Regions from separate parts of the Mus musculus genome. Here region 2 is linked to region 1. A link is a loop called in an ENCODE intact Hi-C map of the cell type or tissue named here. Cell type or tissue: heart. All regions are shown on one strand. Links, peaks and the distances in the headings refer to the core of each region. The heading gives the core; the rest is flanking DNA. Region 1 holds the start of Endov (endonuclease V). Region 2 holds the start of Rptor (regulatory associated protein of MTOR, complex 1).

Region 1 (11,190 bases), core at 1,381-9,380:
GAGCTGGAACTAGAGTGCGCTGTGGAGTACTTGCCTACCATAGCAAAGCCCTGGGTTCTCTCCCCAGCACTGCAAGTGGGAATAGGGACAGACAAACAAAGCACTTTCCAGTTCTCATGTCTTGAGATTTCAAGTAAAGATGTGTTAGTGTAAGCTCAGATCCGAGGTATTTGGGTGCTGGGAACATGGCAGAGCCCTTGCCTAGCATCTGTGGTGCCCTAAAGTCCAATTCCTAGCACTGTTAGAAAGAAAGGTATTAGGATCACAGTGGTGAGCTTTTATTCTAAACTATGAGAGTACCTGTCCTCCGATGTCTGCATCCCAGGTTTTTGGGGGTACAGGGCTTAATGAACTTGCCAACTTGGCCTTGGAGCTCCTGTGATCCATCAGAGGGCAGCTCAGCCCCACACGTCTTGCTGTAAGGCCCCTTCTGGCTTTGAACTAGGCATTATTTTTTTTTTCTGTCATGAAGAATTTTTAATTATGATGCTTTATTTTGTATGCTCTGCTTTTAAAGTCATAACTGTCTGTGTAGTATTACCCACTGTGATGTACAAAATGCATGGATCTAACATTGGCAAAGTAGACTGCATCATGTTTACCATACCTATTTTAATAAACTTGAATTTCACAGCTAAGAGTCCTGTTTGGGCTGGGCAGATGGCTCGGTGACTAAGGGCACTTGCTGCTGAGCCTGACACCTTGAGTTCAGTCCTTGGGACCCACACGGTAGAAGGAAAGAACTGGTTTTCCAAGTTCTCCAAGCATTTGCATGTCCATGCACAAGTACACGTGCGCACACAGTTTCTTTGGAAATGGTTTAGTTTTCTGTGACAGTGTTTCTGCTGTAGTATCCAGTAGGGTTCAGAACAAAGCCTACTCTCTAGATTAGCACATGGGGTGATGCGGACTCTTGTTTATGATAGAGACAACACTGCTTAGAGTCTTCTGCCAGAAGGAGCCTCCCTGAAAATATCTACCAGCAAATGAAGATGAGCTGAGTTCAGTGAACTGGGCTGTGGGTAAGGAAGGCCCCTTAGGAATAGGAAACAAAGGCAGGGAAGTGAAGCCTAAACCATTGTGAGACTTGCTATTTGTTAGCTGAAATAGCCATGAGCTTCTTCAGCTAACAGAAAGTTCCAGTGATGAACAGTCACCACGAAACCAGTGGCTCAGAGGGCTCAGCCAGGACACACTGTGACCCAAGTGCACCAGGTATGAGCAGGAATATCTCTCATGTGCTGTTGTGTGACTTCCTGCAGAGATGTGAGCAAACATCTAGTTACCCCAAAAAATATGTTGGGAAAAAAAACCCACAGAAATGACTCCAAATAAGTCTAGCTTAGTCAGGTACAGGGCACAGGTGACTCAAAAGCTGAAATGCTCAACCCCGCTTGGGTACAAGTTATCAAAGCTACACCTTGGGGCTCCCTGACCCACAAGTCTCTTCTCCCCCAGCTTACTGCTTATGTATCCTTGGAGTCAGTCAATAAGTCTTGGGGGTTCTGGGCTTTCATGCCTAGTAAGTTGCTCCTGAGCTTCCCTTGCTCTGCCTCTCAGGAGCCAGTGCTTCAGTTAGGAGCAAGTATCTCCACAGCAGATGGATAGTGTTGAAGGTCAGGCTGCAGAACAACTGAACCTGGAGAGGTGATTGCTGGCCTCAGGAGAAAACCAGAGGCTCTGAGCTGAATACCAAGCAAGCAGCCACCAGCATCAATACCACATTCTGCATGTTCGTTCCTGCTCCTTTAGTTTGCTACATAAATCTCGGCACGAGCATTCAGAACCTACATGCAGCTGGATAATGGGCATGAAGAAAGCACCTTCCTCCTGAGAGCAATGCTGGCAACTCTCGCTTCTGGTACTCTGGTACAGCACACCTAGAACGTTTCAGAGCCACCTGGGGCAAGAGTGAGGAAGAGCAGGGGTGCAGCCTTACAGCAGCCCCATGCTCTGGGGATCTTCCCGCTGCGCTTCTCTTCCCACATACACATATCAATCAATACCTCAGCCATAACCTCCTCAGAATCCACAATTTCTGTCCCATCTCCATTGGTATGAATGGCTCCCAAATACCAAACCCTGACCACTCTCCAACAAAGCCAGGCTGGCTTACCTGAGTCTGGGTGTTGCCTCTCCTGTCTGCAGGCTTGATGACTACAGGCCAGCCACTCTTTAAACTGCAGTTTCTTCCTCTGCAAAATGCCTTGCCGATCTGTGGTAAAGTAACACAGGACAGATAAGCAATAGCACAGCAGCTGGTGCACAGTGAGCTCTGGAAAACCCAGCTCAAAACCTGCTGGCTTTCAAGTCCTGTTGGCTGTGTTACAGGAAGCCTTTCCCAAACCACACGCTCTAGATTGGTCTAATCTACACTTTTATACTTTCCTCTTGAAATGTACATACATATGACATAGCTATACATTTCTCTGAATTCTCCTAGGACTGTAAGCCAATTGCTACCTCAACCTTAGCTGATGCTGTAAACACTCACCTGCACTCTCACTGCACTCACCACACTCCTGCACACTCACCACACTCACCTGCACACTTACTGCATTTGTACACTCACCATGCTCACCACACTCACCCACACACTCCCGCGTCGGGACATTTATACCGTTGTTCCCTCTGCCCGCCACATTCCCACTCTTTCTTCTTTGTCCTGTGCATGGATGATGATGAATTCTAATCATTTCCATCCCCATTGCCTCACTCATCCCCTTCCTCCCTACTGAAACCACTCATCCCAACAAGGGTCCTCCTACTTCCTTGTGTCTTGTGTGTGTGGCAACAGTGGCCACACCACTGAAGAAAGTGACAATCTACCCCACAGTAAGCATTAAGTGCCAAAGTCCTTTAGGGAGCTGTGGGACAACTTTCAGGTCTCCCAAGCCTCACACAGGCCATTCCCACCTCCAGTTCAAAGTCCTCTTCCCATGTTTGTTTATGATTTTTCCCTCACAACAGCACAGTACAGTTCTACATACTCTCCCATTTTCTTGTTCTGGACTCAATGCCAGCATTTCCCAGAACTCAGAAGGAAGAGATCCCTAAGGAACTACTGGTCTAAGAAATAAAATATGAACCATCCGTTTCTAATACCAGAGAAGGTACCTTAGATACACTTAAGTTTACCAGATCATAAAAAAGCAAGAGGTCGCAAACCCCAGTCCTTCCTGCTGGTACCTGCTGGCCTTGGCTCTTTTGTCTTAAGGTAAAGACAAACAAAAGGCTACAATCTAGAGCTGGAGAGCTGGTTCAGCAATTGCCAAATATGTGCTGCTGTTTCAGAGGGCCCAAATTCAATGCCTAGCACCCATGTCAAGAGGACCACAGGCTCCTGTAACTTGAGCTCCAGGGGAATCTAACTCTTCTGGTCTCCGTGGGCACCTGCATTCGTTACCAGACTTACAAGAATGAAAATAAATCTCTAAGAAAAAAAAAAAACACTACAGTCTGCTGAGCTCATGTCATTGAGAGGGAGATACACATTAGGTAAGGCTCTGGGTACTAAACGGACAGGATGGGTATTTGGGGTAAGAGACCTATACTAGAAACAGAAAGACTGGTCCTCATTAAGTACTCACCCAGCAGGAAATGAATGAGGCAGACTAATGCAATCAAGAATATAAAAACTACAGTTCTGCACCAAATCGTTGAGCATAGCCAACTTTGCGTTTTGTTTTGGGTTGACACCCTGTAGTGCCTAATCTTGTTTGTGGACTTGGCTATATCTGGAATGAACTAAAACCTAAGAGTCCAGATACCTGCCCTCTATCTAGGACACACCTTCTGGTGGCAGCCTGTATAAAAAGACATGAAAGAAGGAAGCTTTTGTTTTTTGCCTGCTTATGGCAAGCTCTAAATCCCCTTTATGTATTTTCTATCGGTTCTCTTCCTCTAGAAGAACCCTAACTAACACACACACACACCCTGGTCTGGAGGATCCTTTGTTTTTGTTTTTTCGAAATGGGATTTCTCCGTGTAGTCCTGGTTGTCTTAGAACTCAATTACTGTAAACCAGGCTGGCCTCGTATTCAGGGATCCTCTTTACTCAAATGCTGGAATTAATGGAGTGCGCCCACGCCCAGGACCCTCGACTTCACTGGTTTTTGAGTTCTTATTCCGGACTAATTTCTCACAATCGGTACAACTGAAAAAATCTATGCTGCAAAGGTGTCTCAAGTTTGCACAGAGGTTTTCTGCTCCGCAAGCGCGTGCTCATACGCAATGTGTCGATGTGCGGACCCGAACCTGGCAGTAATTGGAACCGCGTTACCCCAGGGCTCAGGGCTCCGTGTGTGCGAGGGATGCAACTGCTGGCCAATCTTTTCAGAGCGGGGCCGAAGCTGCTGGAGGGCTGGAGGCGCCAGGTAAGGCGCAGAGCTGGGCTTGCATTTCCCAAACCTGTGCGCCAACCCACCTACGGGACGGGACGCCGGCATCTGAGAGAGTCGCGCGGGAAGAAGTCAGCGCTCGGCGCCCAGCACTGCTGTGACAGCGGCCCCTGGTGGCGGCAACCTCAGCTGAAGCGGAGGGACGCTAAACGAGCGAGGCTAACAGCTCGGCGCCGGCGCTCCGGAAGTGACGTCCTCAAAGCCTCGAGGCGCTAGCCATGGCTCACACGGCCGCTGAGCGGCCGCCAGAGGAAACCCTGTCGCTGTGGAAAGGGTAATGGGGTCGGGGTCGTGCATTAGCCAAGGGGGTGGCCTTCTCCAGTGACCTCCGACCTCACAGCCCCTGTGGCGGCTGGGAAACTGACCCTCGGTGCTGCGGCACAGGCCTGCTCCGGGCCGCCGGCTGCCGGAAGTTGCAGCCAGCCTTTGTGGGCGTGGTCCTCGTTTCCGGTACCGGGGATTCCCATCGCCGAGAGCTTTTCCTTCTCAGTGTGGCTTGATGGACAAAAAGGAGAGAGGGTGGGCTGGGAGGGGGGACGCCCCGAGCGTCGCGCTCTTCCCATGGGCCCTGAGCCCGTTTGATGTTCGTGTCCTATTAGGGAACAAGCCCGGCTGAAAGCGCGCGTGGTGGATCGGGACACGGAGGCCTGGCAGCGGGACCCCAGCTTCTCGGGCCTGCAGAAGGTCGGGGGCGTGGATGTGTCCTTCGTGAAAGGGGACAGTGTCCGGGCCTGCGCTTCCCTGGTAGTGCTGAGCTACCCCGAGCTCAAGGTAACCCGGGTGGGATGTTGCGCCCGGTGCAGTTCGATCGTAGGCAGAGAGCCAGGGTCCAGTTTTATAAAATTTACTTTTTTTTTTTAATACTTGCACCCCGTAGTGTATATATATATATTTGATGCTAGGAAGCCGACTCAGGCCCTCGAATGTGTTAGGCAAGGGACTGATACACTTCCACCCCGTTTGTAGAGTGTAATGAATAGATTGGAATGCCTTTGAAGAAAAGTTTTCAAAAGCAAAAAGCAGAGGAAATATGGGCACCAGGATGCTTGTGATGTACATAAACTCCCACGGGTCTACATATATGTACACAAATGGTGAATTAAAAGTAGTTTTTAAAGGATCGACAGACAATTCCAGGTCTGGTTGTTGTGTTTCTGATCAGATGGAAGGGACTCGGAAGCCCAGGGACCTTAAAATTCTGAGGGGAAAGGTGTCCCAATGGAAAGGCATCGTGAGACACAAGGACCCGGGAACCACACAGCTCTGAGAGGAAGCCTCAGCCCCGCTCTCTCCACTTCTCTTCTCTTCTCTTCTCTTCCTTGCTTCTTTTCTGACAGGAGAGTTACACCAAGCAGGAAATTTTATGAAAGAGATTTATTGGAGGGAAGACTCCAGGAGGAGGAGGAGGGACTAATCTAGGAATGGCTGCCCTCTGCTCTCGGGGGGGGGGGGGGGGGGGGGGGGGCAGACAGCAGGAAACTGGACAAAGGGGCAGTGCTTTTATAGGATTTCTGAGGGGACAGAGCTTCTCAGGGCAGAGATTTCCAGAATGAGGATTTGTGGGATCTCAAGTCCTGAGCTTGGGGTGGGCTCAGGGATCATTGGATTTTTCACCTCCTTTCCCTGTATTAGGGCCATGACTTAGAGTAGGAAGTCCTTCCTGGTGGCAGCCAGCTTTTGCTGAGGTGCCATCTCTGAGGCTGCTGGGGAGGCTGGAGAGAGGTGCTGCCTCTGTGAACAACTCCGGTAGTGGTGCTTCATCAAGGCTGTAGGCTGGGGCATTGAAAGAAGGTCTCACCACTGTGGACAGCTCCTCAGGACAGAAGTAGGCTGAGGCAGGAAAGGTGCTGCCACCATGGACAGCTCCTGTGATGGCCTTGGGCTGAGGAGATGTCATAGTGCCTCTATTTTGATAGGCGCTGCCATTTTGGACATTTTACTGCTGCCGCTGTAGCCTGGGTCGGGAAGGAAGGGCCTTCCGCAGCCTTGATGGCTTTTGTGGCGCACTTCTCAGGAACTGCAGTTGTCATCCTGGTTGCTCACCTCAGTGGCACACAGTACACACCACACTTTTCACAAGCAGAACATCTCTGCCTCCCCAAACCTCCTGCTTTCCATCTTGTCTCACAGTAGCGCCATGTTTAAAGTTATTTTTAATTTTTTGAGCTAAAGTAAAAAAAAATATATTTTTCAGCCAGATGTGGTTGCACACACCTTTAATTCCAGCAATCGGCAGGCAGAGGCAGGTCCACAAAGTGATTTCCAGGACAGACAGGGCGACACAGAGAAACCCTGTCTTGAAAAACAAAAAGTAATTTTTTTCACATGTGTTTATTATTATACTTCATTCATATTCTCCCCTGCACAGTATTCCCCAGTCTTCCTCCCAGTTCCATGTCTTCTACCTCTTCAGGACTTCCTCTCTGTCCTTTGCACGTGTGCCACAGTCACCCCTTCTGTAGGCTACTTACCTGTTTCTTCACAGCCTCCGCCCTCCCACCCCTGCCTCAAGTATTGTTCTTTGTTTCTCTCCATGGATAAGAGGGCAGTGTTTGTACAAAACAGGTGTGATCCAATCACAGGCCCTTTAAAACTTCCTGCTTGGCATGGCAGCACACACCCCTGTAATCGTGGCATTTGAGAGCTACAGCAGGAGGAGCAAAGCTCAATCCCAGCCTGGGCTACATGAGATGCTGTCTTAAAACAACAGCAAAAACCCTCGATGCCCTTGCTGTGATCTTTAACCCTCGAGGCCCTTGCCGTGATCTTTAACCCTCGAGGCCCTTGCCGTGATCTTTAACCCTCGAGGCCCTTGCCGTGATCTTTGGTCAGTAGAGTCCATGCTTGTTCCTGTGACTTAGAGGCCTCTTGGACTCTGTCGTCACCTCCTCCACTGCCTTCAGCACTTCCTACACGCTATTTGTCAGAACTTTAAATCCTTCAGTGGTTCTGCTGGCCTGTGTTGGCAGGCACACCTCTCCTAGAGTGGTCGTCACCTGTCTGGCTTCTACTTTCTGTAGCGCCCAGGTTAGACATTACTTGCTCTACTGAGCCTCCTTTATCCCACAAGACCAGCGCTGTCTCTCAGCGTCCTTTCCAGTCTCTGTGGTGGGGCAGAGCAAACGGCCTCCAGCTGGGTCACTTGTACGTGAGTGTTTCTCACAGCTGTGAAAACTGGAAGGTCCACGATCAGATACTAGGACGAGATTGTGAGGTTCTGAGACTTTCGGATACAGACAAGCCCTTCTCTGGGTTCTACTGGTTCTACTGTTGTGGGGTAGTCACCAGAGACGACTGCTCAGACCTGGGCTTAAGCCAGTAGGGAATATTAGCTGGGTGGCCGTTTGAGATCCCATTGTAGCACTGAGCCTTTCTCAGCGTGAGCTTTCAAGCACAAAGCCATTTTCTGGGTTGATATACTTCATTTAACAAGAGCAGTCAGAAGTGGAGCTACAGAAGTTAAAAGGCGAGGTTAGTTCATCTTGAAACTTTGCTAAAACGCTATGGACGTTGTTGATGGATTAGGCCATTGTCTTAGTGCTGTTTATATGCTGAGTTGTGCAGCCGAAATGGTGTTGTCTTCATGGATTCAGCTGTGCTAAGGTCTGGGGGCCAGTTACACTTCCTGTGTCCTCACAAATGCTACCCACTTCTTAGTACAATCATCTTGTATGTTAAAATGTCAGTATATGGGGGCTGGTGAGATGGCTCAGCGGGTAAGAGCACCTGACTGCTCTTCCTGAAGGTCCTGAGTTCAAATCCCAGCAACCACATGGTGACTCACAACCATCTGTAATGAGATCTGACTCCTTCTGAAGTGTCTGAAGACAGCTACAGTGTATTTACATACAATAAATAAATAAATCTTTTTTTAAAATGTCAGTATATGAATTGGAAGACCGTAGCAACCCTGACCCTCTCCTTTGTCATACCAAAATGAGCTTAGCCTGTCTCTCTCTCCAGAGTGTAAACCCTGATGCCAGGAATCATGACTTGCCCTCCTGTGTGTAAGACACTGAGATCCTCTCTAAGCAGATAATGTGCACACGTGAGCAGTCAGCCTGTGGTTTCTCTAGTCAGCGCTCAGCAAGCCTGGCTGCACCCAGATCTAGCTTCCCATCGCTACTCCTCCAAAAGCAGCGCTTCCCTCCTGCCTCTGTGGCTTTGCGCCCTGCCCAGAGGCCCCTTAAGTTCCAGTTCAACACAAAGGCCCCCTGTGCTCAGAGGTGGGTGTGTGGTGGGAAGTAGGGCTCATGTTCTTATGGGTCCCTGGATATTCTCTGATATGTAGTGGGTAAGGGAAGAGAGAGCAGCACTAGTGGCTTGTGTGGACACCCTGGGTCTACCGCACCCCACACTACCCGTGCTCCTCTGTTTTCTTCCGACCTAGTGAGAAGGATTGTCCTAATTGGTTTCTGTTGTCATCTTGACACAATCTAGTGTCACCTTGATAGAAGGAGGAGAGGGTCAATAGGAGGGCCTCAGATTGACATTGTGGCCATGTCTGTGAGAGATTGTTTTGATTGGTTATTGAGATGAGAGGGCCCAGCTCCCTCTGGGCATCAGTGTCCCTTGGCAGGAGGGCCTGGGCTGTATAAGAGAGCTAGCTCAGTAAGTAGTGTTGCTCCATGGTTTCGCCTCGGTTCCTGCTTGAGTTCCCACTGTTTTAGTGGTGGACTGTGACTTGAAGGTGTAAGTTGACATGAACCCTTTTCTCCCCAAGTTGCTTTCGGTCTGAGTGTTTTATCACAGCAACAGATAGGTAACTAGAATAGGATGGTGCTAATGCCAACTGTTAAGAGTCATATAGGTAGGTCTTGTGGTGGTGCACACCTTTAGTCCCAGCACTCGGGAGGCAGAGGCAGGCAGATCTCTGAGTGCAAGGCCAGGGTGACTTCCAGGACAGCTACTGCTACACACAAAAACCTTGTCTTAAAACAAACAAACAAATAAAACAAAAAACAGTTGTATAGGAAGCAACTGGCACAGAATGCCATCTTCCAGCTTTTCTCCTGTGGGACCTCAAACACCCTGGCTTGTGGCTTTAAGCCCTAATGAGTTTAGTTTAGTGTGCCTGCTGTCATAACACTTCTCATCCATGTGAACCTCCCGGGCAGCGATCCATCTTTCCCTCACTGACTGTTCTTGAGGGCGGTGGTATGCCACAATTGTGTTGCAGCCTGGCACCGAGAAGAGCAGCTGTGCCTGCTCGTTCAGTTAGCATTTGCTTCTTGCAGTCCTTAAGTCAGGCAAGAGTTTTGGAAGAGTGTGGCCCATTGGTTCAAAGTTGCCCAACCAGGGCTCACCTGGGAGTGTGTTTAGAGACCCAGATTGCATAGGCAGACCCCTAAAGGATATAGATCCATGGTCACCAAAGCACATTAGTTACTTACACGTGACAGGAATCATGCAGAGGTGCGACTGCAGGTGTGTACAACTGTTTGCTTCCTCATGTCCCAGCAGACCAGAAAGCAGAGGCAAAGGAATGCCAGAGCTTAGCTCTCTCCTTGACTTTAGCCCTGGACCCCAGCCCATGGAATGGTGCTGCCCACACTCAGGGTGGATCTTTCCTCTTGAGTTGAGCCTCTCTGGAAATGTTCTCACAGACATACCCAAAGGTATGTCTCTTTTAAAAGTTATCTTAGGTGTATTTTGTCTACATGTATGTCTGTGCACTGTGTATATGCCTGATGTCCATGGAGACCAGAAGAGGATGTTTGATTTCCTGAAACAAGAGTTATAGACAGTTGTGGTTGTTAGCCTTCATGTGAATACTGGAAATTGAACCCAGGTCCTGTGGAAGAGCAGCCAGTACACTTAACCATTAAGCTATCTCTCCAACTCCTCTTAAGAAACCAAAGTCATCACACTAAATCTGAGCATGGTTTGGAAAGGGCATAACTGGTGTTTAGGACTAGGCTAATTTGTGAGATGGAAGAGATGTTCTAAAGTTAGATTCGGGGGCCTAGAGAGACTGCTTGGTTGTAAAGAATGCTTGCTGTGTCAGTGTTCAGCACCACATGGCATCTCACACCTTCTGTAACTTAGTTCTGGGGAATCCCATGGCTCTCTTCTGGCCTCCATGAACACTACACATATGTTGTGCTTACAGAGTGCAGACAAAAACACTTTTACAATAAACAAAATATGTAAAGTTAGATCATAATGCTGGAAACACCAGAACTCACCAGTTATACCCTCTTGAGTTTTGTAAAGTGGAAAGTCACAGTAAAGCTATTAAATACCATTCCAGAGCCACAGCCCATTTACTGGGGAAACCCATCTCCCACAGCAGGTTCCCCATAGACTAACCCTGCTTGGAGAATTAATAGTCCACCTTTAGACGGTCAGGAATTCTTTCCTCAGCATCCTTGACAGATGGCAGCCTATGGGTTAGCTCCTCCCATAGCTGGCCATCTGTACCCAGTGTGTCCTTTTTCATGGGAAGAAGAGACTTCTCTGTCTGAGTTTTCCTCATGAGTGCTGGCAGCAGTGCCTGCCCTCCTACTGTTGGCTGTTTCCTGTTTGCTCTATCCTGAAGGCCACAGTAACTTACACTGCTTCGTTTGCTGGTGGCCCCTAGTGTTGCTGTCAGCGGCATCCATCTCTGCACCTCACACCTAACGTACCTAACTAAACACAATTATCTAGCAATTATAATTCACCCAGTGTGATAAGTTCATGTGGGTCCGTGAATCTCATATCCACGCACATCTGTGTAAGTTGAGCTTAAGACACTCTAAGCACTTTCCTTAATTATTTTTTGGTATTACAATATGATTACAAATCT
Region 2 (11,190 bases), core at 1,567-9,566, 110 kb after region 1:
TTCCTTTCTATTTTATTTTATTTTTTCAAGAACCACTTTTACTAAATTAAAAGAAAAAAAATCCAGATTTTAAAACTCTAAGATGCTAAGAATCCTGACCCACGACTTGAGGAAGGAAGGCTGTCAAACCCTGCTGCATTGTTTGCAGGTTGAAGTGACCCTTTTGGAAGCAATATGTCTAGGAACTTTAAAAAGCTGTACTTTGTAGCTCAAGAATAGATTGACTGTCTCTGGCACCAGACACAATAGGCCACACATTTTGCTTGCTGCTAGTAGGGTTGAGTTTGCTTTATTTTAGTTTTCTATTGCTGTGATAAAACACTGATCAAGGCCAGTCGAGGTTATGATTGCCTTTAATCTCAGCACTCGGAAGCAGAGGTAGGCAGATCTCTGTGAGTTCGAGATCAACTCTGTCTGCAGAGTGAGTTCCAGGACAGCCAGGGCTACACAGAGAAACCCTGTCTTGAAAAACCAAACAACAACAACAACAACAACAACAACAACAAAAACCCCCAAAACCAAAACCAACCAACCAACCAAACAAACAAAAAACCAAAAACTCTAACTGCTGATGAAAAGCAACCAGGAAGGAAAGCCAGAACGTGTGGCTCAGAAATCTCGGGCCACAGTTCACAGAGGAGGGCGAAAGCAGAAACTCAAGGATGCAGCTAGATGGGCAGTGGTGGCACATGCCTTTAATCCCAGTACTTGGGAGGCAGAGGCAGGCAGATTTCTGAGTGGTCTACAGAGTGAGTTCCAGGACAGCCAGGGCTACACTGAGAAAAAAAACAAAAAACAAAAAAACAAAACAAAACAAAAAAAAGGATGCAGCTAGAAGTGATGTCACGTGCTCCCAGGCTTGCCAATAGAAGCTGTGCTCTCTCCTCCTAGGAGTCACTCTCTGGCTGGCCACAGATCACCAAATGCTATATCCAGCTATTTTGTGGCTGCTAAAGGACTTTCCTTGAGATTGGAGGGTGACTGGTCTAGCACTTGGCGTATCTTAACTAATACCAGGTACCAGGTCCAAAAGAAACTCTGGAAAAAATGGCTGTGGTGCCTATTAGCACAGCATAGTCCTGCATCTTGGCCCTTCTCAGCTCTTCTCAGCCCACCCCTACCCTACACATCTGCAGCCATGGGCTTCCTTTCCCCCAGCCTCTCCTTCCTATATAACCATGCCATTTCTACCATGCACCCTCTTTTCTCCATCTCTGTTTTCCTCCTTTTTTGTTCCCTCCCTCCCTATGACTTAGCTCAGTCTGCTGGCCATGTTTAGTGATTACTTTCCTGCTCTGGACTCTTCCAGATGTCTCTGGCTATATTCTCTCTCATATTTCCACTATAAGCCTTCCCTTCCCCTCAACCATACGATGGAGTGGTCCATGTCCTCCCTTATACAGAAGGAAATCATCAGGTGAAGGCAAGGATTCCTGGGCAGGGATGCTCCCATACCCAACGCCGTCCCCTGTGGTGTGATGAGACACACGGTTTTCTGTATGCGTGCCGTGATGGCTCACCTTGGTTATTGACCTGACACCGGGAAAGAGGCTCAACTAAAGATTTCCTTCCATCTGATTGACGTGCAAACGCGTTTGCAGAGGATTTTCTTGATTGCTAATTGATGCAGAAGGGCCCAGCCCGCTCAGGCTGTGCTATTCCTAGGTAAGTAGGCCTGGGCTGTGTCAGAAAGATAGCTGGATGTGAGCCAAGGAGCACCCTTCCTTTGTATCTGTTTCATCTCCCACTCTGCTCTCATGCCCTGCCCTTGCTTCCCTCAATGATGGGCTGTAATCTGTGAGGTAAAACAAACCCTTTCCTTCCCAAGTTGCTTTTGGCCATGGAGTTTATCACAGCGACAGGAAGCAAGCTGGGACACATGTAACCATAACAGAAAGCCAAGGATGACATCGAGTTTCTAAACCCTGTCTCCATTTCCCAAGTTAGGATTATAGGCATATACTATCATGTCCGATTTATGTAGTGCTGAGGTTCAAACCCATGCCTTCGTGCACACAACGCAAGTACCCTGTTGTCCTCAGCACCCACTCCTCTCCCCTTTTCATTTGGAGTTCTGGGACTTGAACCTAGGCCTCACATATGCTAGGCCTGTCCTGCACCATGGAATTAAACCCTCGCCCTGGGTCATTTATTTATTTATTTATTTACAAAACAGTTCATTTATTTTGATTTCATGTACATTGGTGTTTTGCCTACATGTGTGAGAAAGTTGGAACAGGGGTTGCAGACAGTCGTGAACTGCTATGTGGGAATTGAACCTGGGTCCTCTGGAAGAACAGCCAGTGCTCTTAACCACTGAGCCATTTCTCCAGTCCTGCCTGTGTCATTTTTTATTTTCTCCTAATGCTGTGTCTGCAGTGGGCATAGATTGTACGTTTACGATTCAACCTTCAGGGATCTAGAGGAGGAAGGAGGGCTGGCAGGGTCAGCAGCAAGCAGCACCTTTACTCGCTGAACCACGCGTAGCTGTGTCTCTGTGAGTGTATGTACACACGTGCATGTGCTCACGATGAGGGCCCTGGGCCCTCAGAGCTGGACTTACAGGAGTTGGCAGGGTCCCCAGCTTGTTTGGTGAATGCCGGGATTGTATAGCAAGTGCTATCAAACAACTTTCCAGCCTCCCTCCTTCTCCCTTCCATCTTCTTTCCTTAAAAATTAATTTTGAATCTGAGTGTAGTGATACATAGCTTTAATCCTGGCACTCAGAAGACTGAGGATCTCTGTGAGTTCCAGACTAACCTAGTCTACATGAGTTCCAAGACAATCAGGACTACATAGAGAGACCTTGTCTCAAAAAAAAAAAAAAATCAAAAGAAAACATTTTTGGAGTCAGGTACCTTGTAGTTAGGCTGGTCTCAAACTCAGTATGTAGATGAAGGGAACTCTTCGGTTTCCACCTCCTGTGTGCTGGGATTATAGGTGTACTTCACCACGCCCGGTTTGCTCTGTTAATGCAGTGACTCTGTGATGTTACAGTTATGAGCAAATCTTCAAAGCAATGTGGCTAGTAGGTACAGTTTTCTCAATAACAGGCATTTTTTCACTATAGTTCCCAAACTAGATAAGAGTGACCCCCCCAATAAAAATGAAAATCAAGTTATTTCTGTTTATCAAGACCTACATGGTCACTGTTTAAAAATCAAAAGGACTAGATCCATCATTGAGGGTAAAAAAAAAAAAAAACCCACAGGCATAAATACCCTTATGTATTAATATGGGCAGTAGGGAGGGGAAGCAGACACTCGGGCTCAGCGGCCTGTGTTTTCCACTGAAGGTGATGCAGAGCCTGTCACCCACTTCCCTTCCTCTTTGCACTTCTCTGTCAACAAAACATCTGACCTGCAGAGGAAGGTGGCTTGGGATTCTGCTAAAAACAGTAATGATGATCAGACACCATTACCTCCTATCAAGGTACCAACTACCTTGTATCTATTTTAGTTTCTTCTAAACTAAGCACAGATTTCTCTGCAGAGGCCTGGAGCTGGCCAGTCTCCGGTGTGGAAAACAAGAGCTCAGCGAAGCACCAGGGCTCCTCGACTTCCCTGATCTCCAGCCTTGCTCCTGATTCTTGATGACAAAACACATTCTCTGCCCTTGATTGATTTACTGGAGCATCTGCAATATCGGAGAATGACTTGGCCTGGCCTGCCGTCCTGTGCACAGGGTGTCTTTGTTGGGATGGCCTTCTGACTTGAGAGAAGGGTCTCTCGGTTGCAGCAGGCTTCTGCCATGCTAAAAAGTGCTGAAAAGACAGCCACAGCAGTTCTTTCTGGGAAAGGCTGTTTGTCTGAGTCTCTCACCCAGACTGCCTGTCCTGTGCGCCCTCTTCCCCTTCCCGCTGGCTGATATAATGCACAACCAACATTCTCAGGGGCTTGTCTTTGTACTCTTCCTCACTTTACTATGTCTTTGGCATCAGGTTGTCAAAATTCCAAGGATGTGTGTGTGTGTGTGTATTCACGTGTATACATGATTTTCTTTCTCTGTGTCTCTGTCTCTGTCTGTCTGTCTGTCTGTCTCTGTCTGCCTGTCCATCTGTCTTTGTCTCTCTGTCTCTCTCTGTGTATAAGGTATGGATGCTAGAGGGCAGAGGACAGGTATTATTTGCCTTGTTTTTGATAGGATCTCTCACTGACCAGTAACTAGGCTGCCTGGCTATCAAGCCCTAGAGATCTGCCTGTTTCTACCATCCTAAGCACTGGGATTATAACCATATAATGCCTCTCCCACACAATTTTTTTTTTTGAGGTAGGGTCTCATTACTCCTAGGACTGCCAGGCCTGGAACTCACTACCTAGACCAGGCTGACCTTGAACTCACAGAGAGTGGTGAGATTAAAGGCATGTGCTACTCTGTCCAGCATGTTTAAAACAAAACAAAACACAGGAGTTGCTGGGGCTGAAACACAGGCTCTCGTGCTTATAGGAGAAGCTCCTTCCAGACTGGACTGTCTCCTCAGCCTGGCAGTGAGTGTTTTAGGGCTGGTGAGGGGTGATGGGGTCCACCGTGTGAGATGAGGTCCCTCTCCTTTTGTCTGGCAGGTCAGTGGTATTTCCTCTAGTTTGAGGTCAGAGCTGGGCCCAGCAGCCCTTCCTCTCTTCCTGCTAGTCTGCAGCCTGACATTGTCCATGAGCAATCGGTTTCAGAGGCACTCAGCTTGTAAGCACCTTTATTCATGTAGGCAGAGACTGTAATAGACTGTAGGGGAAGGAGGTTGTCCTCAGCTTCCACGTCCAATTTCATAGCCTGACTCAGACCAGATTTTACACATGTCTGGAAATGGGTAACACATGTTTTCATTATTAAATGGTTTCGGTGAGCAGCTTTATGGAAGCCTGTGTCCCTGCTGATAGATGATGGCAGGATACTGAAATGGGAACCACAGGCCCAAGTGGCCAAATGATCACATGCTGTGGAGAATGGACTGTCCTGGCAGAAATGTCAACCCTTTAGTTTTCTTCAGCCTGTCATTTGCTACAGAGGCTCTGCCTTCTGAAAGCCCCCGAGGTTTCCTAGGGTTTGTCAGAGACTTGAATAGAAGTGTCCAGGACACAATGGAAGAGTGTTTCTTTTAAGTGAAAGAAATCTGGCACATCCTTCAACTTTCAGGTTGGGAACTGGGCTGTCAACCTGTCCTTCCTGGCTTTCCCACGAGTCACAGATTTGTTCCAAAGTGTCACCTTCATAGTCTGCATGTTATAGGTATAGAGACTTCAGGGAGAGGCTTTGTCAGAACTTCAGGAATTAGTGGTGCCCTGGGAAATTAAATGTTATTTATTTATTCATTTACTTATTTACTGATTGATTGAGTATTGTTGTTCTGAGCTAGAATCTCATGAAGCCCATTTTTCCCTGTAGCCAAGGATGGCTCTAAACTTCTGAACCTTCTGTCTCCACCTCGCAAGTGCTAGAATTGCATATGTAAGTCTCAATATCCGCTTCTGTGTGTTGTGTTTTGTTGTGTTTGTTTGGTGTGCGTGTGTATCGTGTGTATGTGTATTGTGTGTTGTATGTGTGTATGGTATGTTTTGATTGTGTGATTGTGTGTGTGGTGTGTGTTTATGGATGGTGTGTATTGTACTTGTGTGGTACGTGTACCAGTGTGTGCGCCACACGTGTATGTATGTGTGTATAGTGTGTGTGTTGGGCATGGGGGGAATGAAGCTCAGCTATTGGAGGAGACTTTGGAGAGAGTCTTGTCTCCTGTCCGTAGCTCTGACTACCTTTATCTCTCATTAGGGTTCTCTCAGTAAATAAAACAAATTCCAAATCTGTCTTCCTACATCATCTCCCATGATTCAGGAGTCTAGAGCAGTGGGCTCCTTTGTTACCTTTTTAAAATTTATTCATTTTTTTTTTTGAGACAGGTTTTCTCTGGCTATCCTGGACTCACTTTGAAAACGAGGCTGTCCTTGAACTCACAGAGATCTGCCTACCTCTATCTCCCAAGTGATGGAATTAAAGGCATGCACCACCATGCCTGCCTCTTCTTCCTTATTTTTGTATGTAAACTCACATGTGCTACGTGTGTGGGTAGGCCAGAGGTCAACCTCAGGTGTTGTTCCTAAAGATGTGCCCAACCTTTTAAATGATTTATTTTATGTGTGCATCTGTGTGTGTTACATACATGTGAATACACATGTGTGTAGATACCCACAGTGGCCAGTAGAGGGTGTCAGATGCCCTGGAGGTGGAGTTACATATGTTTGTCTGATGAGCTAGGGGTCCAGTCACATTTTGTTCATTTTTATATAGGGTCACTCACAGGCTTGAAACTTGTAATTTGGATAGGCATGCCTGTTTGTGTATGTGTGTATAAATGTTTACATGTATGAATACAAGTGTCATAGCACATATGTGGAAGTCAGAGGACAACCTTGGCATTGGTCCTTGCCTTCCAGCTTGGTTCCAGGGTCTCTTGTTATTCCAGGGTCTCTTGTTATTCTTGTTCCAGGGTCTTTTTATACTAGGTTCACTGGCCTTCCAGTTTCTGGGAGCTCTCTGCAGCCTAAGGTTGGAGGGATCACCATGTGTGTATGGCACCAGTGGGCATCAGGACTACAAAGTAAAGTGTCAAGGGATACTTTGGGACAAGGTGGAAGCAGGAGGTGCTATGATTTCTTCTATAGATTCTAGAAATTCTAAAGCCCCTGCTGGTAGTGGTGGGGAGGGGCTGGTGGTAATGGGGACACTCGATTTTGGTGCACTGCTCTGAGACTAGGAGGATAATGGGCTCTGTGTGATACTGTAACCTCAGGAATTCTTGGGGGGTGATAACTAAACAGCAGGAAACACTTCCCACATGCTTGTGAGAGGGATCTGAGATTGCAGCCTGGACTCTCAGATGCTAGCAGGGTTGTGTTAGGGACTGTCACATTGTGTCCAACCCTGGATCTACTCTGAGGAACACATCTGCAGATTAACCCAGGCTTTAGTGGTAAGGCCTACAGTTAGTAGACTACATTGGAGTTGTGGGACCTGTTAGCATTCTGTCTAAATTCCACCCCACACTTACCTGGCAACAATCAGGTAGGCCTGACCCACTATAAAAGGGGCTGTTTATCCCTTTCATCCCTCTCTTACTCTTGCTTTTGATCTCTTGCTTCTCTCCTGCTCTTGCTCTCTCCTACCCCTCTCCCTTCCCTTCCCTCTCTCTCCATGTGCTCAAGGCCATGGCTCACCTCTACTTCTCTACTCTATCCTTCTCTCTCCCTTTCTCTGCCTCTACTACCCTCTTAACTCCCCTCCCCATGCCCTGAATAAACTCTACTCTATACATGTGGCTGGTCTCTCAGGGGGAAGGAATGCCTCAGCATGGGTCTACGGAGGAACCCCCTTTCCCCATTCCTCCCCCTCCCCCCATAGAACATATTTTTTCTGTCTTTATCTTTTTATAAACATACCAGGATCAGTCAGAGCTCACTCTCAGTGGTGGCTTGCAATGCCTTCACATCTTGTTTGTTTGTTTTTCAAGGCAGGATTTCTCTCTGTAGCTCTGGTTGTTCTGGAACTACTAGCTCTGTAGACCAGGCTGACCTCCAACTAACAGAGATCCTCCTGCCTCTGCCTCCAGAGTGCTGGGATTAAATACCAGGCCCAGCTTTCAACCCTTCTCTTAAAGTGGATTTTTTTTTTTTTTTAAAGAAAGGGTCTTATTTTGTAGCTTAGGCTGGCCTGGGCATCTTTACAAGCTAAATTTTTATCCTTTTAGTAATATTCTTTAATATTATCCAAACTTTATGGTTCAGGAACCTAAGACTGAGAAAATGCAGCTTGAAATTAGTAACATTGACTAACAGAGGCTCCCCTAACACCAAAGCTGAAGGTGGGCTCAGTTGTTGACTGAACTCTAGCTAAAGGTTAAGAGTGTTTCACTAACCGGGGCGGTGGTGGCCAGCCTGGTCTACAAAGTGAGTTCCAGGACAGTCAGGGCTATACAGAGAAACCCTGACTTGAAAAACCAAAAAAAAAAAAAAAAAAAAAAAAAACAAAAAAAAACCAAAAAACAAAAAAACAAAAAACCAAAAACCAAAAAAAACCAAAAAGTGTCTCACTCGCACCCTGGTTACGAAAGGCTGGCACCTCGTTACATTTACTTTATATTTCCATTGCACCAAAGCAGTTCTCAGAGTGTGTCAATATCTGAGATTTACTGAACTGAACCAGAGAAGTCAACAGCAGGGAGGCTTGCTTCTGTGGGCAGCTTTAGACGTTTGCACATGAAACTGTAGCAAAATAAGAATATACTGTTCAGGAAATAAAGTATATCAGACAAAAAATTCGTAATCGATGAAATCGGTCTCTTTTAAAAGTGGAAATATCAAAAGAAAGTCCCGATAGTCTTATGTGTCTAATATCAATGGTCTTTTCTGAGGCTTTTTAAAAATACCACCTTTTAAAATCATGACGAAACCAAGTGGTTTCTTTCTTTAATATCAAGGCACGAAGCTTTGTTTGTAGTAGCAAAAAGCTTTTAAAAATAACTGAACGGACATAGTTTCAATCGCAAATGGTCTATTTTACTAGTGGAGATCAACTAAGGAGAAAAGACGTGGTAACCTCGGTAACGGCGTGGGGGAAGGGAGGACGGAACACCGAGCTCTACGCCCTAGCAGGGGTAGAGCGGTGAGAACGCTCGAAGAGGTTTGGCTTATTGGACGCGCCGTAGATAGCGGTGCATGCTGGGCCTTGGCAATATGGCGTCCTCCTTGATGTGCTGATGAGAGGAGTTTTCACTGTGGCTCCAGAGCAGAGGGCAAAACTCCCCTGACCTAATAAGCCCAGTGTCCCTGTGCTGTCCGCGGGCCCGTGTCGCGTGTGTATCGGGACTCGTTCCTGGGTAGGAGAGAGCCACGAAGCAGAAGGCCAGCACGGGCCTGGCCGCGCGGCCCGGTGGCTGAGGAGCCCGGCTGCGGACGGGCACGATGGGCCGGTCCTGGCTCAGGTTGCAGCCCCTCAGGCGAGTGCGGGACCCGCAGGGCTGAGAGCCGCTGGGCGAGCCCCGAAGCCCCCCGATCCCGATCCCTTGAGGCCTCAGCCGGGCCAGCACAGTCGGAGAAGCCGCCCTGCGAGCGGGCCGGCCTGCCCGCCGGGAGCCACTGAGGCGTTGGAGGCCGAGAGCCGGGTCATCGCCGGGCCTGAAGTCTCTCCCGCCTCCGCCAGTCCCGCTTGCCGCCCTCCTGACGGCCTGCAGAGCTGCGGGGGCCGGCGACCGGGCGCGCGTGTCGCCGCTCGTCCGGGTCCTGCGGGCTTGGGTACCCACGGGCTCGCCACCCACCCCGCCCCCTCCAACTTCGCGCTCAGAGTTCGAGATAAAGATCTCCGAGGTTTAGCCTCAATAAGGATCTTCGAACGCTCTGCCGCCGTCTCTATTCCCAGCTTCCCGTTTTCCCGTATTTTATTTTACCAGTTCTGGTCCACACTAGTTTTTAAGGCTGGAGGTTCTCGAGCGCCTGCTGCCAAGGACTCCCCCTCCCCCTCCTCCCCTGATGGAGTCGGAGATGCTGCAGTCGCCTCTTATGGGACTCGGGGAGGAAGATGAGGCGGACCTTACAGATTGGAACTTGCCTTTGGCTTTTATGAAGAAAAGACATTGTGAGAAAATCGAAGGCTCCAAATCTTTAGCGCAGAGCTGGAGAATGAAGGATCGGGTGAGTGGCTTCTCATGGCACCTTTTTGAGTTCGTAGTTTTCCAACTAAGAAAGTTCTGAGCAAGGACAGCCTTTTTAGAAGGATGCGGGTATTTCGAAGACACATGTTGCACTAAAATCCAAAAAGCTATTCCAGACTCGGGTTTTGGCTAGTCTCTTCTCACCGAGTAGCGTTAAAAACGAGTTTTAATTCAGAGGGGGGAAAAACACCAAATTAGGAACTATAGTTTCACAGATACTTATATGCCCTTTACTACACTTAGTAGCACTTAGAGAAAAGACAACTTGGGAAATAATAGTTAACGTGCTTAGTCTATTTTTGTAGTCTGCTTTTTTTCAAATAACCAGGTTGCCTGAAGTTCAGATGTCTGATAAAGTGTGTTGGAAAACAAGATGACTTGAAATGTTTAGCCAATAACAAATTCAGGCAAAGTTATTTTAAGGTTGCAGCAGGTTTCATCCCAGTCCTTTGAACATCTTGTCTGTGAGGCTGACTCCCTGTGTATGTGACTTGTGGTCACTGTAACCTGGAGATAAAATTTCCTCAGTGGAAATTAGGGAGCATGGGGTATGATGGATTGGAACCTGGGTTCAGTTTTTTGGCCGTTCTTCTGATCGTGGAGTGTCATGAGATGTTGGTAGCAAAGAAAACAGCCAGCTGTAGTGCTGTTAGTTCCTGGTCTAACAAAAGGGGAGTACTGTGTCTTGTCTGTGCACACCCATATTGTGTGTATGTGTGTTTACTGTCTCTTGTCTGTGTATACCCATAGTGTGTGTATGTGTGTTTAGTTGTTTTCTCCTCCTGGGCTTCTTTCATTTGTGTGAACTTTTCAGTATAAAAGAGGAAATTGGTGTTATAATGTGTCATTTGTTTATACTTGGTATGTTTTTACTTGAGATGATTGTTTTAAAAAGGTGTATGTTGATGAACCCTCAACATAGTTCTAGCAATGACCAGTGTTTCAGTTGTTGATTTGGCTAAATTTTATCAAAAAATTGATAAATTTTTTTGTTTTTTGATTTTTTTTTTTTTTTTTTGAGACAGGATATCTCTGTGTAACATCTCTGCCTGTCCCGAAACTCTGTAGACCAGGCTGGCCTTGAACTCAAGAGATCTGCCTGCCTCATCCTGCTGAGTGCTAAGATTAAAGTTGTGAAAATTTTTTTTGAGACAAGGTTTTATGTAGTGCAGTCCAGCTTGGTGTATAGTCAAAAGCATTTTATGCTGGGCAAGGTAAATCACTCTTGTAATCCCAACACTCTGGATCTTGAAGCAGGAGGATCACAGGTCAAGGTCAGCCCTACTACAACGTGCAAACCCTGTCTTAAACAAGGATAAAAGCAATCTAAGTTAAACTGATGGCTGAGAGAGACTGCATAAAGTCTGTTTTATGGACATGTCTAGTACTAATGAAATAAAAATAAATTTGATTGCAGTGTTTATCTAAAAATAAATTTGTTTTAGAGCAACTCTACTCCCCCCCCCCCCCATTCGATTTGGTGGAGTTCTTATTTTAAA

The links. Peaks named below come from ENCODE experiments on the same cell type or tissue, not always from the same donor. Only the 100,000 strongest peaks of a DNase experiment are listed, where the experiment ranks them.
Region 2: a loop joins it to region 1, with 2.3 times the contacts of the local background. A loop is called at or near these places in 11 of 42 quality-filtered maps.

Annotation. Positions count from the first base shown.
Region 1 is chr11:119,486,786-119,497,975 of GRCm38, forward strand. It overlaps Endov (endonuclease V), which reads left to right and starts at 4,562. Exons shown (of 9, transcript NM_001164636.1): 1 at 4,562-4,674; 2 at 5,000-5,171. The coding sequence starts at 4,619. A930037H05Rik (RIKEN cDNA A930037H05 gene) reads right to left here and starts at 4,450. Exons shown (of 4, transcript NR_153849.1): 1 at 4,258-4,450; 2 at 2,117-2,215. Rnf213 (ring finger protein 213) reads left to right here. Exons shown (of 68, transcript NM_001040005.3): 68 at 1-633. In heart, for the core only: CTCF peaks have their summits at 4,515 (motif pointing left) and 4,731; a DNase peak (open chromatin) is centred at 4,526; H3K4me3 peaks cover 2,383 bases; H3K27ac peaks cover 1,582 bases; H3K27me3 peaks cover 1,202 bases.
Region 2 is chr11:119,594,301-119,605,490 of GRCm38, forward strand. Rptor (regulatory associated protein of MTOR, complex 1) reads left to right here and starts at 8,605. Exons shown (of 34, transcript NM_028898.3): 1 at 8,605-9,671. The coding sequence starts at 9,510. In heart, for the core only: a CTCF peak has its summit at 6,150 (motif pointing right); a DNase peak (open chromatin) is centred at 8,671; H3K4me3 peaks cover 1,499 bases; H3K27ac peaks cover 1,518 bases.